Linked DNA regions of Mus musculus: region 2 is linked to region 1. A link is a loop called in an ENCODE intact Hi-C map of the cell type or tissue named here. Cell type or tissue: left cerebral cortex. All regions are shown on one strand.

Region 1 (8,000 bases):
ACATACACCATTCTGTGCAAGGGCCCTGGGACTGTTGTAGGAAGCCAAACCACACATGGCCTTTACCCCACCGCAAGCACAGCCGGCACTCGCGTGTCCCTCTTCACACCCCCACCACAGTTACACAGTCTCCAGGCACAACCCGCTAGCTGCCAAGGGCCACTGAGCTCACACCCACTTTTTACTCACCGTCCAATATCCGAGCAGATCTTGGAGTCAGCCGCTACCGCAGCACGCGTGAAGGCACCGGGACCACAAGAGGCTTGACGAGGAGAAAGGACCGCAGCCAACACAACGATAACCAGACCTAGACCTACACCCAGCAGGACCAGGCAGACCGTGGCCCTGTGACCCCAAGCCATGGCTCAGTGGCCCAGGGACAGAGAGGGAGGCAACTGGACACACAGGGCAGTGGACAGACAGAGACAGACAAACTGACTGACAAACTGAAGGGAAAAGAAGCTACACAGGGTGATCTCAGGCTATTGGACAGAGGGGAAAGATCGATGGGTCAAGACAGACAGCCACACAGGCCAGACAACTGGACAGAAAGGATGACGGACAGCCTTACAGATAGGTGGCCAGGCAGGTTACAGAGGAGAAACAGGAAGCCAGCCAGCCTGGGTTTATGGATAGACAGACGGCAGGCTGTGGCCAGGCTGCTGCTACACTCTCCTCCAGAGGCAGAACTAGCCACAGGTCTGAACTTGCAGTTTTCAGCTCCCGAGGCTCAACCCTGGAGGCAAGCCAGGCATCTACAGGGAGTTTTTTTTTTCTTGAGAAGAGCCAGCTGCCGCTGTTAACTCTTCCATCGCCAGTTGATCCCATGGCCTGCCCTGCTGCCCCAACACCACCCAAAGACTCCTCAGTCCCAGTGCCATTGGAAATGTGATGCTTGATGCACCCAGGGGAACTGGGACATGGAACTCAGGGAACCTCTCTCACTGTTTTCCTGCCTCCCAACAGCTCAGGGTCAGGGTGTCTCCTGCAGGGTGAAACTCCATTCCCCAGCTTCCACTCCCAACTGGTTCCACCCAGGCAGCCTCTCAATGCAATCACCCAGCTGGTACAGAGATGGGGCTGAAGGTAGACCAAGGTAGCCACTCAGGACCGTGCTGTTTTAATTTTTAAAATTTTTATAGAAATGAATCTTTTAAAATATTTTAAAGATTTATTTATTTATTTATTTATTTATTTATTTATTATATGTAAGTACACTGTAGCTGTCTTCAGACACACCAGAAGAGGGCATCAGATCTCATTACAGATGGTTGTGAGCCACCATGTGGTTGCTGGGATTTAGAGTCAGGACCTCAGGAAGAGCAGTCAGTGCTTTTAACTGCTGAGCCAGCTCTCCAGCCTCGTCGGGACCGTTTTATTACAGCCTGGCACAGCCTCATCCAAACATCTGAGCATGGGGTGGGAAGGGAGTGGGCAGGCAGGCCAGATGTCCAGTGCCCTGACACCCAGTGCTGCTGACACACAGTGCTGGGACATAGTGACCCATAAACTCAACCTTAGACCTCTAAAGGACGAGGCTGCCCTGCTCAAGTGCCCTCCCTTTTTCTGCAGCTCAGAGGCCCACTTGCTGAGTCCAGAAGAACTCAGGGCTATTTCTGTGCTGGTGAGCCTCCTCCTCTGGGAGCCTGGCTTGGGTCCTATCTTTCCATGATCTCAGGATGTTCCAGTGGGAGGCAGCTGGAGCAGTGAGGACCCACCAATGTGCTCTCGTGATCAGAATTAATACATGTGCAGGGCAGAAGAGCTCTTGGTTTCAGGCCTTCCCATCATTCCTCACTCTCTTTCCACTGAGCATGCCCCCCGCCCCCATCTTCGTACCCCCCGGCTTGGCAATGCCAAAAAAAAAAAAAAAAAAAAAAAAAAGAGGCCCAGAGAGGGAATGCCCGCACTGGCCACCCATCCTGTTAAGTGTCACACCCAGAGTCCCTGCTAAGCCTGGACAAGGGAGGCTGTTTCCTGTAAGCCTGTTCCCACATCTTCCTAGAGGAAGAGGGGAGTGTCTGTGGGAGTCTTCCCCATCCCAGTTGTCCCCAACACTACAATGTCATGTCATTGCTCAACCAGGAACCAAAGCACATTCTTGAATGTAGGCCAGTCCACTCACGGGCCACTGTCCCCTAAGGCCAAAGCAGTATGGGGGGAACAAGCAGACACAAGGGTAGGTTATCTTCCCCTCCTGGTCCCTGGCTGGGACATCCTGGTCAGGCGCAGACCAGAGTTCAGAGGCAGTTCTACGGATTCTCAAGGCTTGCTATCATACTGGACTTGGCTGGGAAGGCCAGGTCTGGTGGCTCCAAAGGCCCTTATCCAGGAAGTAACATGGAAAGGCACTAGAAAGGGGATGGTCACTCAAGTCCCCAAGTCTCCAAAGAAGCTCTGGGCTATACGCAGTGGGTCTGGGAGAGCGCGGTACACTTCAAGCACCCTGGGTCCATGGAAATCTCCGGCCAGTCCAGTGGGGCATGAAACACTGATATACCATATCTTAATATATTGGCCTAGGGAATCCTGCCTTCTCCCCTTCAAATATGGATTGAGGAATGGCTGGCACCCCCCCCTTCAGCCCAGCTTCTGTGTTCCCCAAGGAGCCCCAGAGATAGAGAGCTTTAGAGCTCAGACATGGAGCACACCTACAGGAAAACCCTGCTTTCCCATGGGCAGGTTGGAAACACCAGGACTTCTAGCCTCCTGGGACCCTCCTCCAGCCACTGGGTCCCTTCCCTCAGGGACCCCCAACTTGTGCTCACTTTAAGGGGCAATATTTAGCTCCTAGGCTGTGACTACCCCGGTGGCTCACTTCTACATTGTCTCCAAGTGTCTCTTTACCTCGTGGTCACAGCTGTGAGTTCTATAGACCTTGACACAGCATGAGGGGCTGCCCTTAAAGAGTGTGTTGGCTAGTTTTATATCAACTTGACACAAACTAGAGTCATCAGAGAGGGAGCCTCAACTGAGAAAATACCTCCATAAGATCTAGCTGTGGGCAAGCCTGCAGGACAGTTTTTAAATTAGTGATGGATGGAGGAGGGTTTAGCCTATTGTGGGTGGCGCCATCCCTGGGCTGAAGGTCCTGGGTTCTATAAGAAAGAAGGCTGAACAAGCCATGAGGAGCAAGTCGCACTCTTCCATGGCCCCTGTATTGGCTCCTGTCTCCAGGTTCCTGGCCCGTCTGAGTGCCTGTCCTTACCTTTCATGGTCAACTGTGATGTGGAAATGTAAGCCAAATAAACCCTTTCCTCTCCAAGCTGCTTTGGTCATGGTCTTTCATTGCAGCAATAGAAACCCTGACTAACACAAGGAGGGATGTATCTAATGGTGCTCTTCTGGGCTCATCCATTGTGAGCTGTGTTCCCCTTGTGGATCTGTGGGTTTTCTATAGCTGGCGGACCTGCTGGGACTGTCTGTTTGTTTGAGAACTGGGCCTCTTGCAAGACAAGCTTGGCTTTCACTCTGGGTTTGTGCTTGGAAAGTGACCTCAAGTATGGCCTTAGCCAAATTGCCTTGTTTTTGTCTCTAGTCTACTCTCCTTCAGTTTTACCCCCTAAGTGCGGGCCAATGAGAGCCCACATCTGTCCTAGAAGCATTCTCCACCCACAGCTACAGTGTCATTGCTTTGTTCCAGTTAATGGCAAGGTCGGGGCGCCCTCTAGTGGCTGATATTGCAAGTGTCACTGCTTAGGACAATTTAGGTGTTCTGTTTACCCCATCCCCCTAACTCTCAGGCACGGTGGGATTCCCCCCACTTAAAGGTTGGTGTTAGCTTCATGACTTAACATCACGGTAAGTCTTAGGATCCTGCCTTGTCATTTTCCAAGTGAGATGACTCCATTTCATACACAAGACACTAAAGTCCATGATATGGAAAGTTCAGCCCGCAAAGGCTTCCCGCAGCTTGGCGGTGGCCTCCATTTATTGCGCTCCCTCTGTCCCACCCAGAGGCGGCATGTTCTCCAACGTCCCACTCTTGCTCCTGTTCCCATTCTCGTCCCTTGGCTGCGGGTCAATCTTGCCTCTTCCGGGCACTCAGTAGCCAGCAGGTTCCCCGCCTTTTCTGGAGTCTGAGGCAGCTGCCCAACCACCTGATGCTCGAACGACAGCCTGAACTACAGCGATGAAGGTGGGCGTGACTTCTGTATGGTGGTGCCGAATCTTCAGGCCTGCAGTCACCACCTGGGGTGTGTGTGTGTGTGTGTGTGAGAGAGAGAGAGAGAGAGAGAGAGAGAGAGAGAGAAAGGACAGGGCACGTCTCAGCAGGGCCACAGATTTGTCGTAACTCAGAAGATGCCAGCCTCTAGGATGCTCTCTCATCCCACACCATGATTCTGTCTCCTCAGCTCCCAGCCTACCTGATCAATGTCTTTCTCTACCGTTGTGGTATTAGGTAAAAGCTGGTTGTGCAGCCGGGGCTCCTCCACAGCTCTCTTCACATCGTATCCGAACCACAGGCTGTTGATGATGGCCTGGCGGGAAAGGATACCAATATGTCAGTATAGCCCAGGAGCAAGGGCAGAGAGAGACAGGAGCAGGAAAGGGCAGGCAAAAGGCACATACCAGTGCAACAGATGTGGTGATCTGGGTACCCCCTGAGGCTCCGACCACCATGCGAACCTGGCCGTCCTTATCCAGGATGATTGAGGGACACATGGATGAAAGAGGCTGCTTACCTATGATCCATAGGAGGAGACAGGGGGCTGGTCTGCTGCCTGCCTAGGGTACCAGCCCCCTCCCAACTCATGCCCTGCATCCCAGGATTCCCACCCTGCACCTGGCTTGATGAAGTTGGCTGGTGAGGGGGCTACCCTGAACTGGTTGATGAAGTTGGGCGAGCTGAAGTCATCCATCTCATCATTAAACAGGATGCCACTGACCCGAGACAGGACCTTGGAGCCAAAGCTGAAGATAGGCCAGCTCAGATAATGATATACAACCCAGCCATTCCCCACCTGGTCCCCACCCAGCCCAGGCCAAGAGCACTTACTAGGAGCCCCACCCACCCACCCACCCCCAGGTCCCTGCTCTGCCCAGCAGCTGCACAGCCCCTACTAGAGGTTGATGGTACTAGTGGCAGCCACAGCACTGCCATCCTCTGAAACCGCAGACAGGTGAGCGGTGCCTCCATCATCCTGAAGGTAGAATTCAGGCTCATAGTAGGCGGCTGGGTGGGTGGTTTCATCAGTGATGCGGGCTCGGAGCTGGGTGGCGTAGAACTCAGAGCTCATGTTGCGGATCACCTGCCGAGACCCCAGAGCTGGCCTGAGGAGGTTAGGAGGGAGGAGGCGGGAAGGGGATGCAACAGGGCTGTCCCAGCTGGTCTTAGGAAGCCCCAGCCGCGGATCTTACCTCTATGCTAAACCAGGACCTCCCCAGGACTAGGGACAGTACCTTCTAAATCCCGTCCGACACCCTCTTTAACCTCCAGCCTGTGACTGTCTGTCCCTCAAGCCACTAGACCCTTGCCATGTTCTTACATGATCTGTGTGATTGTTTATGGAACTTGTGGTCAGAGCTGAAGAATCAGCAGGGAAGATTCGAGTCTTGAACAGTGTAACATGGAGAGAACACTAGTAGGCAGGGAGAGTATTGGAAATGGGAGGCCAGACGACAGGAATAGAGAGGCAGGAAGCATTCTAGTGGAGAGCCCTGAATGAAACCTGAGGGGTAAGGCTGGTGAGATGGCTCAGCGGTTAAGAGCACTGACTGCTCTTCTGGAGGTCCTGAGTTCCAATCCCAGCAACTACATAGTGGCTTATAACCACCCGTAATGAGATCTGACGCCCTCTTCTGGTGTGTCTGAAGACAGCTACAGTGCACTTACATATAATAAATAAGTCTTTAGGGAAAATAAACCCTCTGATAATGGAGAATGAACAGGATGAAGGAAGAGGCTTGACTTCGGCTTTTTGCTACAAGCCACACAGGCTTGGGGTAGAGGAGTAAGCAGGATGAGAAAGATTTTCATAGGTTCCATCTGGGGGGGTCCCAGAGAAGACTGTGGACAACCACCACATGACAGATGAAGATGTCACTGTGGGTGGGAGAAAAATATAGTGGCCTTGAGGTCTTTGGCCTGGAGTTGTCGTTACCTGGGAAAATAAACACTAAAGAAGGAGCAGATGGAGGGGCAGCTAGGGACTTGCTTGCTTTGGGACACACAGCCACGACACACTAAAAAACTCAGCTTGGGTGCGTGGGCTCATGAACACAGGTTCCTGTGTGAAGTTCACAGGCAAGACAAAGATGCAAACATGGTATGGGCATAGGACGGCTGCTGAGAGCTATGGGTGGGAGAGGATGGGGAGGTAGAGGAAAAGGGGGCACAGCCAGAAAGAAAGGGACCCCGGGACCTGTCAGGTTAGGCTAAAGGCCAAGCAGACGACTCACCTGCAGGAGACTTTCCCTGTCTTCCTAGCCATGCAGTGGTTGATAAATCCCTCCCCTGTTCAGAATCTATCTGGAAAGCTGTAGCAGTCTTTCCAGGTTTCCAGACTCTAGGAGTGAAACACTAAGTCCTAGCCCACAGTCAGTTCAAGTCACCCTGCAGCTCTTTCTAGCTCCACCCACTAGCTGATTCTGGGACCCCTGAAGCTGTAGGACCAGCAGACACCCCACCTGCCTATGAGTCTCTGACTCTAAGGTACTCCCCAGATTCTCAGGTTCCAGAATGGCCCATGCCATTCTTGTTCCCCCCAGTGAAAAGTACAGACTCTAGGCTGCCACATTCTGGAACGTCTGGACTACTCGTATAGTGGGGTCCATCTCAACTAACTGTGACCTCTCTTTTACCTCCATTTAAGTCATACATTAACAAGATTCCCTTTGCCCTCCCTCACAGTGCAAGATACCCTGTTCCATTTCCACCAAAGCCCTAAAACAGTCCCCACTGTTCTTTCTGGGCAGTATCAGGTCTTCTCTTTTCTCTCTAGACCCTGCCAAACTCTCCTTGGCATCAAATAAATCCCATTTCCCTTCCCTGGGGCATGGTCACACATGCTTTTAATTCTAGCACTCAAAAAGAAGAGACAGGAAGAAGGTCTCTGTGAATTCAAGGCCAGCCTGGTCTAAGGAGTGAATTTCAGGTTAGTTGGAGCTACATAGTTAGTGAGACTCTGTCTCAAAAAAAAAAAAAACAAAACTTGTATGGCTTCAGAGCACAGTGTGGCTCAGGGTTCCTTATTATATCAGACCAGCAATGCCTGGCGCATGAACTACCCAGTTCAAGCGAAGGCATGTGGCAACCTGGATCTGCTTAACAGAAGCAGAACAAGGCTATCACCATGCTTCCAGACCACTGCTTTAGAAACCAGTAAAACAGCAGAGGTCCGGCGGTGTGGCGGTTAATTTGACTGTCTACTTGATTGCGCTGGAAGCCTCTCAGGTGGTTAGTAAAACCCTCACGTCTGTATGCGTCTGTGCTTTCTCAGAAGTCTGGATCTCACGGCTCTGACCTCAGTGGTTGGATCCATTGATAGTTTTGAGATCTTCATATGTGTTGCAGGCTGGCCTTGACTTGTGCCTCAGTCTCCCTAATGCTCGGGGTGACATGTGTGGCTTGGATCGGAAGTGTCAATGAACTACTGGAAAGTGATGGCCATCTGGAAGGCAGAGCCTTTATTGGGGATCATGGATTCGTCACTGGGGATGTGCTTTTGAAAGATGGATCATGGCCCTGGTCCCTTCCTGTGTCTTCTGCTTTCTGGTCACCACAGAGTCATCTTTGCTCCACTATATCTTTCTGCCATGATGGTCTATCTATCTGTTTTACTGCAGGCTCAGAAGCCTGTTCCTCTCTGGTTTTGTCACAGCAACCAAATGATCTACCATAAGAGGCCTGGTGGCAAAGGGTAGGATGTGATTTGATTAATGTTAAACCTAAAAGATACGGAGACCCTGGGGTGGGGGCTCCACCTCTGGCAGATAATGAGTCATGTGACCCTGATGTTGGTTTTTCTCACACAATGCGTGTGACACCCTTGCTTTCA
Region 2 (8,000 bases), 180 kb before region 1:
TTTTACACCTTACAGTTGTAGCCTATCATGAAATAAAGTCAGGACCGAAAGAAACCTAACGCAGGAACCTGGAGGAGGCAAGAATTGTAGACAATAGATGATGTCTACTGGTTGTGGTGGTTTGAATAAGAACGTCCCCCACAGACTCATGTGTTTGAATGCTTGGCCTATTGGGAGTGGCACTATTAGGAGGTGTGGCCTTGTTGGAGGAAGTGTGTCACTGTATGGGGTGGGCTTGAAGGCCTCCTATGTTCAAGCTCTGCCCAGTGTGGTACACAGTCTCCTTCTGCTGCTTGTGGATCGAGATGTAGAACTCTCAGCTTCTTCTCCAGCACCATGTCTGCCTGCATGCTGCCATGCTTCCCACCACTGTGATAGTTGACTGAACTTCTGAAACTGTAAGCAAGTCCAATTATACGTTATCTTTTTTTTTAAAGATTTATTTATTTTATGTATATGAGTACACTGTAGCTGTACAGATGGTTGTGAGCCTTCATGTGGTTGTTGGGCATTGAATTTTTAGGACCTCTACTCGCTCCTGTTGGCCCTGTTCGCTCAGTCCCTGACTGCTCCGAATCAAAGATTTATTTATTATTATACGTATGTACACTGTAGCTGACTTCAGACACACCAGAAGAGGGTGTCAGATTATGGGTGGTTGTGAGCCACCATGTGGTTGTTGGGATTTGAACTCAGGACCTTAGGAAGAGCAGTCAGTGCTCTTATCACTGAACCATCTCACCAGCCGATATTATCTTTTATAAGAGTTACTGTGGTCGTGATGCTTCTTCATAGCAATAAAACCCTAACTAAGACACTGGCTTTCTTTTTTCCAACAATAGTTTTTTTGTTTGTTTGTTTGTTTAATTCACTTCACAGTCCCCTTGTCGTTTTTTTTTTTTTTGTTTGTTTGTTTAATTCACTTCACAGTCCCCTTGTCGTGTCCCACTCGACCAGCAAGAAAGACCAACCACCGGTTCTTCTTTAAGCAGTTTACTCAGGCAGCTACTTACTTTAAATCCCCTAGCCTCTCTTGTTACAAGTGTTTTTCTCTCCACTCCAGCCACAACCACGCCCCCACCAATCACCACAGGTCACATCACCTCACCAGGAAGCTTGCTCAGCCAATCAGGGATTAAGGGCAGGCCATCCACCAAACATGGGCTTGTTTACTACCTGGAGCAGACTTCCATCTTGCTGACCAGGAAGTCTGGAATGGCTCCCTACATCCCCTTCTTTTTTTCCTTCCAGTTCCACCCCAAATCTATCCTCCCCTTGCTCCTCCTCTTCTTCTCTCCCCTCTTCCTGGGTACCACACTACCCTGGGACATCTAGTCTTAGCAGAACACACTGGCTTTCTTTACATAACTTTTGTCTGCTCTTTCTTTCGTTTTCTCTCTCTCTTTCTCTGTTTCTTTTTCATGTTTACAATAGACATTTATTTAAAGTGAGACATAGGTAGAGCAAATATTTCTTAAATTGTGATTCAGATTGAAATAACTTTGTAGAAGTATGGTGAGACCAGGCACACCCACAGATCTTATCTAAAAGATCACTTCTTCCCCCACTCCTCTCTCTCCTTTCTTTCCCGAATAACCTCTTTTAGATAGGGTTCAAGGTAGAATTTGTCCTCCTCATATGTTGTCCACTGATCCTTAGGCAAGATCCTATGCCTCATAGTCAGGCTCTCTTAATTCGAAACAGCCTGTCATAAAGGTCCTCAGGAAGCCTTCTTATGGCTTCTTTTACATCTTCAGTTTCATGTAGTGTAGCATCTCGCATTATCCCCAGTTTATTGAATCCTGCAGCGTTATAATACCACTTTCGAAAACCATCCAGCCACTTGCTTGATGCTGCAACAGCAGATTGACCCGCCATTTTGACCTAAGAGTCTTCTGTCTGCTTTCATACACAACCCAGGATCATCTGACTAGTGGTGGCACCTCCCACAACGGGCTGGGTCTTCCCACACCAATTATTAATCAAGAACACACCCTCTAGACTTTTTATAGACTTTGCCTAGAGAGGAATCTGATGGGCGCACTGTCTCAGCTGAGGTTCCTCTTCCCTGGTGACTCTAGCTTGCTTCAAGCTAACAAAGCAGCTAAGCAGGGCGGAAAGAAAGCTGTGCATCTTCTAAGTTTGAGAGGCTGACTGGAGCTCATTTAGTTTCTGAGACTGATAAGCCAACCTCTTCTCTCTACCAGCGGGTGTTGGAATTCTGAGGACACCTGAGGATGGCACTGACATGGACCTCTCAGCGGGAACTCAGCGGGAATGGAAGACAAACAGTCTTACCATATTGAATCTGTCACCCCTACCACATACACTGATATTACCTGTCGGCTTGCATAGAAAGGTCTCTCACTTCTCAAATGTTCTCCCCACCCCAAGGTAGCTCCGAGCTATCTCTCTGTCAATTCTGTTCTGTTTGAGGCTCTGGCATGATCAATATTTCTTTCACCTTTGAACCCTTACCCTGTAGACCCCGGCATGGGGTCTATTTTTCAAGAACCGAGTGATGGAAACTGGATCCAATAAGCATACTATACTATTCGTGCTATATTTGTGGTTTTGAGAATGGCTCTTTCTAGGTGGCCCTGACTGACCTGAATCTGTTGTGTAAAACAGGCTAGCCTTGAACTTGAAGTGATCCTCCTGCCCCAGCTTCCCGAGTGTGCACAGGCAGAAGTCTCACCACCAAGACTCACTGTTTACACAATTTTAATAATTTTTCTTTCTGTTCCTCTACCCTCTTGCAGTCTATACTTTTTTTTTTTTCTTTTATGTATGTGGGTACACTGTCGCTGTCTTCAGACACACCAGAAGAGGGCATCAGATCCCATTACAGATGGTTGTGAGCCACCATGTGGTTGCTGGGAATTGAACTCAGGACCTCTGGAAGAGCCAGTTGGTGTTCTCCAACCTCCAGTCTATACTTTTCTGAAGTCAAAGTTGGTAATATATTTTTTAACCTCTTGGAATATTAATAAGGTTGTTTTCTTTGTACCAGACTGATTGAATTATGCACCATGATTCTTACTGTTAATGTTTTCTTTTTAAACAAGCCTTGCTCCCCCGCCCCCCGCATTTTGTTGTTGTTGTTTGGTTTTTGTTTTTCTACACAGGGTTTGTGTTACCTTGTGTTACCCTGGGTGTCTTGGAACTCACAGAGATCACCTGGTCACTCTGCCTCTGCTTCCCAAGTGCTAGGATTAAAGGCGTGTGCCACCATGCCCAGCTTTAAATAAGTTTTCAAACTCTTACAATATGGGGGAAAAAAGCCGTAACATTCATTGTTAAAAATTTTATGTGAGCTGGGCAGTGTTGGCACACGCCTTTAATCCCAGCACTTGGGAGGCAGAGGCAGGTGGATTTCTGAGTTCGAGGCTAGCCTGGTCTACAGAGTTCCAGGATAGCCAGGGCTATACAGAGAAACCCTGTCTCAAAAAACCAAAAAAAAAAAAAAAAAAAAATTTTAATGTGTTCTTTCAGAGTTCCTGAGTTCAATTCCCAACATGGTGGCTTGCAACCATCTGTAATGGGATCCGATGCCCTCTTCTGGTGTGTCTGAATACAGATATTGTGTACTTACATTCATAAAGTAAACAAACCTTTTTTTAAAAAAAATTATGTGTATGAGTGTTTTGCTTGCATGTATGGCTGTGTACCACATTGTGCAGTTCCAGAAGAAGCCAGAAGAGGGCGTTGGAGATCGTCTTGAACTCTTGAACTGAAATTACAGCCGGTTGTGAGCTGTGCCAATGCTGGTCTTCAAACCAAGGTCCCCTGGAAGAGAAGCCAGTGCTCTGAACTGCCAAGACGGCTCTGCAGCCCCTTAGTGTTATTTAAATCATTCTTGTGGGATACTTTGCCACCAGGGATTCCAGCAGTGTGGAGCTCCTCCCTAAAGGGTTGCATCAACTCCCAAAATACTAACCTCTCCTTATCAGGTTTTTCTGCTCAAAAACCGGTAAACTTCTCTGACACGTTTCTTAAGCGGGTCTGCTCCCCCGCCCTTTGGTTTTTAAATCATTTGCGTTTCTAAGTCGTTCATGTATCTAATCCCTGCTCTTGGGAGACAGAGGCAGGCTTATCTTTGTGAGTCGGAGAGCCTGTAAATACGGAGTTCCAGACCAGGCAGAAGAGGCGAGGCCTGGGCACCATAACAAGTTCCAGCTCCCTATCTAGTTCTGCTTGCGTGTCGCTTGGGTTTCCAATCATTATCGTCAGAACACCTGCTCCGGGTCTTTGGCAGCAATGCGCTTGTTTTAGTGAATGGGGGGGGGGGGGGTTCTAGTTTGTAAACTCGCGTTCATAAAGCGTGCGTGCAAGTGGTAGTATGTGATGGCCAGTAACCTTAGCAAGCCGGAGTCCGAAGCCGGAGGATAGCCACGAGTTCGAAGCTAGTTTGGGCTGCACTAGTGAGACACTGCTTAAAACAAACCAGACCAAAATAAAACACAATAGCAACAACAAAACCAAAGCAAAATAAAACAAAACTGTTAAGTCCTGCAGGTAGCGGAGCGCAGCAGCAGCAGGCAGCAGCGTTCCCACGCGCGCGAGTCAAAGACACAGCGCACAGCGAACCCGTGGGTCCGCCCAAACAGCCTACTCCGATTGGCTGATAAGGCTGACACTTCAGCCAATGAGAGCGTTCCTTGTTGGTTTGTCGCGCGCAGGAGTCTGGGAGCTCCGGCCGTTGCCCTGGAGACGCCGGTCGAGTTCCGGGGAGCAAGGGCTGTGTGTGTCTGCTAAGTGTGCGCACGGCTCCCGTGAGCGCGAGGAGGTGGAACCACGCGAGAAGACCCGCTCTTCCCCTTCCTCCCGGGCGCGGTGGGCCGAAGCCAGGCTCGAGACCCGAAGGCACGGGCGCGGGTCTTCTGCCCACGCTGGCTTCTTCTCGCTTCCCGCAGCCTCGCCCGGTGGCGCCTAGGGTGGGTCACAGTGACCGCAGCTCGAAGCCATCCCTTTCGGTGCGTCCTTTCGTTCACCTTCACCGCAGCCCAGCGAGGTGAGTGTGATGTGAGTACCATTTCCAGGGGTGGAAACTGAGGCCGAGGGAAGGTTTTAAACGACTTTAAAGTTCCGGTGCGGCTTACCCCGACTGCAGCCATTCTGCTCAACACCCTCCATGGAGGAGGCAGGTAGAACGACTTCACCTGGCGCTGTCAGGTTTCTGCACTTGTGGACTTTGCCGCTTAACTCTTCAAGACGTGACTTCTTATAGGTCATCAGTGTGGCCTATTGAACCTCATCTGGGTAAAGTTCCTTCTATGTGATTGATTAATTTGCTTAGGAATAAAATTTAGAATGATCTCCTTCAGGGGTTGGCACACTCTTGTAGATAGATTTATATTTTATGTTGTAAATTTAATTTAAAAAAAAACAATACTTTTAATGGTAAGTGTTTTAGATTTGGGGTGGCTGTTCAATTGTTTCATTAATAAAGTCAAAGACAATATATGAGACAGTGTGTCACTATAATTTTATTTATAGATACTGAAAGCTGAATGGAAATAATTTTTATGTAATTGTCATGAATCAAGAGGTTGGTTGGTTGGCTGGTTGTTTTCCTCATTAGAAATGTAAAAAAGAAAAAAAAATCCTCCTTTCGGGCTGTATAATAGCAGTGGATGGTGAACCTACAGGCCATGTCTAGACCAGCATGTCACATCATAGAGGAAACAGGCATAGAGAGGGGCATTTATGTTAAGTCAGTCTCTCACACACAGTTCTACCATAACCTCAAGACTGCCAGAAGTCAGGTGTCATAGTTAGGGTTTTACTGCTGTGAACAGACACCATGACCAAGGCAAGTTTTATAAAGGACAACATTTAATTGCGGCTGGCTTACAGGTTCAGAGGTTCAGTCCATTATCATCAAGTCGAGAACATGGCAGCATCCAGGCAGGCATGGTGCAGGAGGAGCTGAGAGCTCTACATCTTCATCTGAAGGCTGCTAACAGAAGACTGACTTCCAGGAAGCTAGGACTAGGGTATAAAATCCCACTCCCACAGTGACACACCTCTAACAAGGCCACACATCCAAATAGTGCCACTCCCTGGGCCAAGCATATGCAAACCATCACACTGTGTGTAATGGTGTGTGTGCCTTTAATCCCAAGCACTGTGGAGGCCGAGACAGGTGGAACAGAGCAAGTTCCAGGATAGTCAGAGCTACACAGGGAGACCCTACCTTGAAAACTCCCTTATCCCTGACAAGAAAAATTGCCAGGCTCCTAGACCCTAGTAGGCCCCTTGGTTGCCTTTCACTAACTGGATGGCAGAGCTGAGGGCCATAAATAGCTTTTCTTTACTATGATCTTAAGCAATGGAAACTTCATAGAGTTTGGAAACAGACCTGCTATGTCAGTGCACGCTTTTAATCTCAGAACGCAGGAGGCAAAGGCATGTGTTTATCTCTCTCAGTCTGGTCTATATAGCAAGTCCAGGCCCAGTCAACTGGCACTACATAGATTCTGTGTTTAAAAGAAGAAGAAGAAAAAAAAGGGTAGGGTGGGGGTTAGAAACTTGAGATTTTTTTTTTTTTTTGGAGACAGGGTTTCTCTGTGTAACTCTGGCTGTCCTGGAACTCACTCTGTAGACCATGCTGGCCTCGAACTCAGAAATCCGCCTGCCTCTGCCTCCTGAGTGCTGGGATTAAAGGCGTGCACCACCATGCCCGGCGAAACTTGAGAATTTAAAATGTGTTATTCTTAGAAAACTGCAACAGTTAGGCTGGGAATTGATAAGTGATTATAGATTAAGCATCCTAGTCTGAAAATCTTAATTTCCCCCAAATCCAAAACTTTTGAGTGCAGAGATGACTGTGGAAATTCTGTACCATGATACTTTGTTCCATGTACAAATTATTAAACATTTTATGTAAAATTATCTTCCGGCTATGTGCATAAAGTATATGATGAAGTAAGTTTTGTGAAACTAGGATGTCCTTGAATTTGAACCATCCTTCAGGTTCCTCATTCTCCTGAATGCTGGGATGACAGGCCTCCAATCCCAGCTTTAAAAAAAAGTGTTTGATTAACTGATAGATTAATCTTGTGTATGAGATGACGGTGGGGCCTGAGTGCCGCAGCACCATTGGAGCTCAGAGGACAGCTTTGTCCATGTGGTTTCCGGGGATCCAATTCCTGTTCCTTTATCATCCTAGCCATCTCGCAGCAGTCAAGGCGTTTGCTGTAAGCATCACTTCTTAAAGGTCACACTGTCTGCCAGCATTGACCCACCGAGGCCCAGGAATCTTTTGGGGAACATGCTGAAGTTGACCCTCAAGCGCAGCACATGCACACTGGAGTGTAACTCTGGACCTGACCTCTCTGTGGCAACATGTGCTGCTTCCTCTCATTTCATCCCTTAAGGCTTTATGTAGCATGTGTTATAGTTTGTGTTTATAACATTGGATAAAGCTTATTCTCTTCTTAGCAGGTTTTTTTTTTTCACTTTGTACTTAGGTAGTCTTACATTTTTATTTTTCTAGATGGTCCTTGATGTCATCTTGTCTGTTATCTCGGTTTTGGGGGGCACTGCATGAGGTTTATGTGGTAACTTCGGGAGAACTGACACCTTGTATCCTACCTGAGGAGAAGAGATGCGTTACACAGGAGTCACACTCTGAGTTGTGTTCTACAATTTTCCCTGTGTACATTGCAGATCTCTTACTAAGGACTTTATCTTGTTGGTCCTGCCAATAGGATTTTCTGCACTATCATATTGTCTATTTATGGTTTGTATGAATCAATTTTTACATTAAATTATCATTATTATCTTTAAATTATTTTAATTTTAAAATTACGTATGTGTGTGGGTATGTGCACATGATGTGGTTGCTCAGGGAGGCCCGAGATGTGCATCAGCTCCTCAGGAGCTGGAGGTAAAGATGGCTGGAGCTACTTGATGTTGGTGCTGGGAACCAAACTATGTTCTCTTCTGGAGCAATCCATGCTCTTTGTTGCTGAGCCAGGTTCCAGCTCTGTACT

The links. Hi-C counts contacts between places; a loop is a spot of excess contacts. Peaks named below come from ENCODE experiments on the same cell type or tissue, not always from the same donor. Only the 100,000 strongest peaks of a DNase experiment are listed, where the experiment ranks them.
Region 2: a loop joins it to region 1, with 5 times the contacts of the local background. A loop is called at or near these places in 4 of 42 quality-filtered maps.

Annotation. Positions count from the first base shown.
Region 1 is chr10:75,582,072-75,590,071 of GRCm38, reverse strand. It overlaps Ggt1 (gamma-glutamyltransferase 1), which reads right to left. Exons shown (of 15, transcript NM_001379537.1): 11 at 5,065-5,252; 12 at 4,787-4,914; 13 at 4,573-4,685; 14 at 4,368-4,481; 15 at 3,879-4,191. The coding sequence ends at 4,045. It overlaps Ggt5 (gamma-glutamyltransferase 5), which reads right to left and starts at 691. Exons shown (of 12, transcript NM_011820.5): 1 at 190-691. The coding sequence starts at 362. In left cerebral cortex, a CTCF peak has its summit at 3,673 (motif pointing left); DNase peaks (open chromatin) are centred at 692 and 3,657; H3K4me3 peaks cover 393 bases.
Region 2 is chr10:75,761,039-75,769,038 of GRCm38, reverse strand. Cabin1 (calcineurin binding protein 1) reads left to right here and starts at 4,682. Exons shown (of 37, transcript NM_172549.3): 1 at 4,682-5,014. It also overlaps the pseudogene Gm19326. In left cerebral cortex, CTCF peaks have their summits at 2,790 (motif pointing right), 3,689 (motif pointing right) and 4,534; DNase peaks (open chromatin) are centred at 3,759 and 4,662; H3K4me3 peaks cover 2,014 bases; H3K27ac peaks cover 808 bases.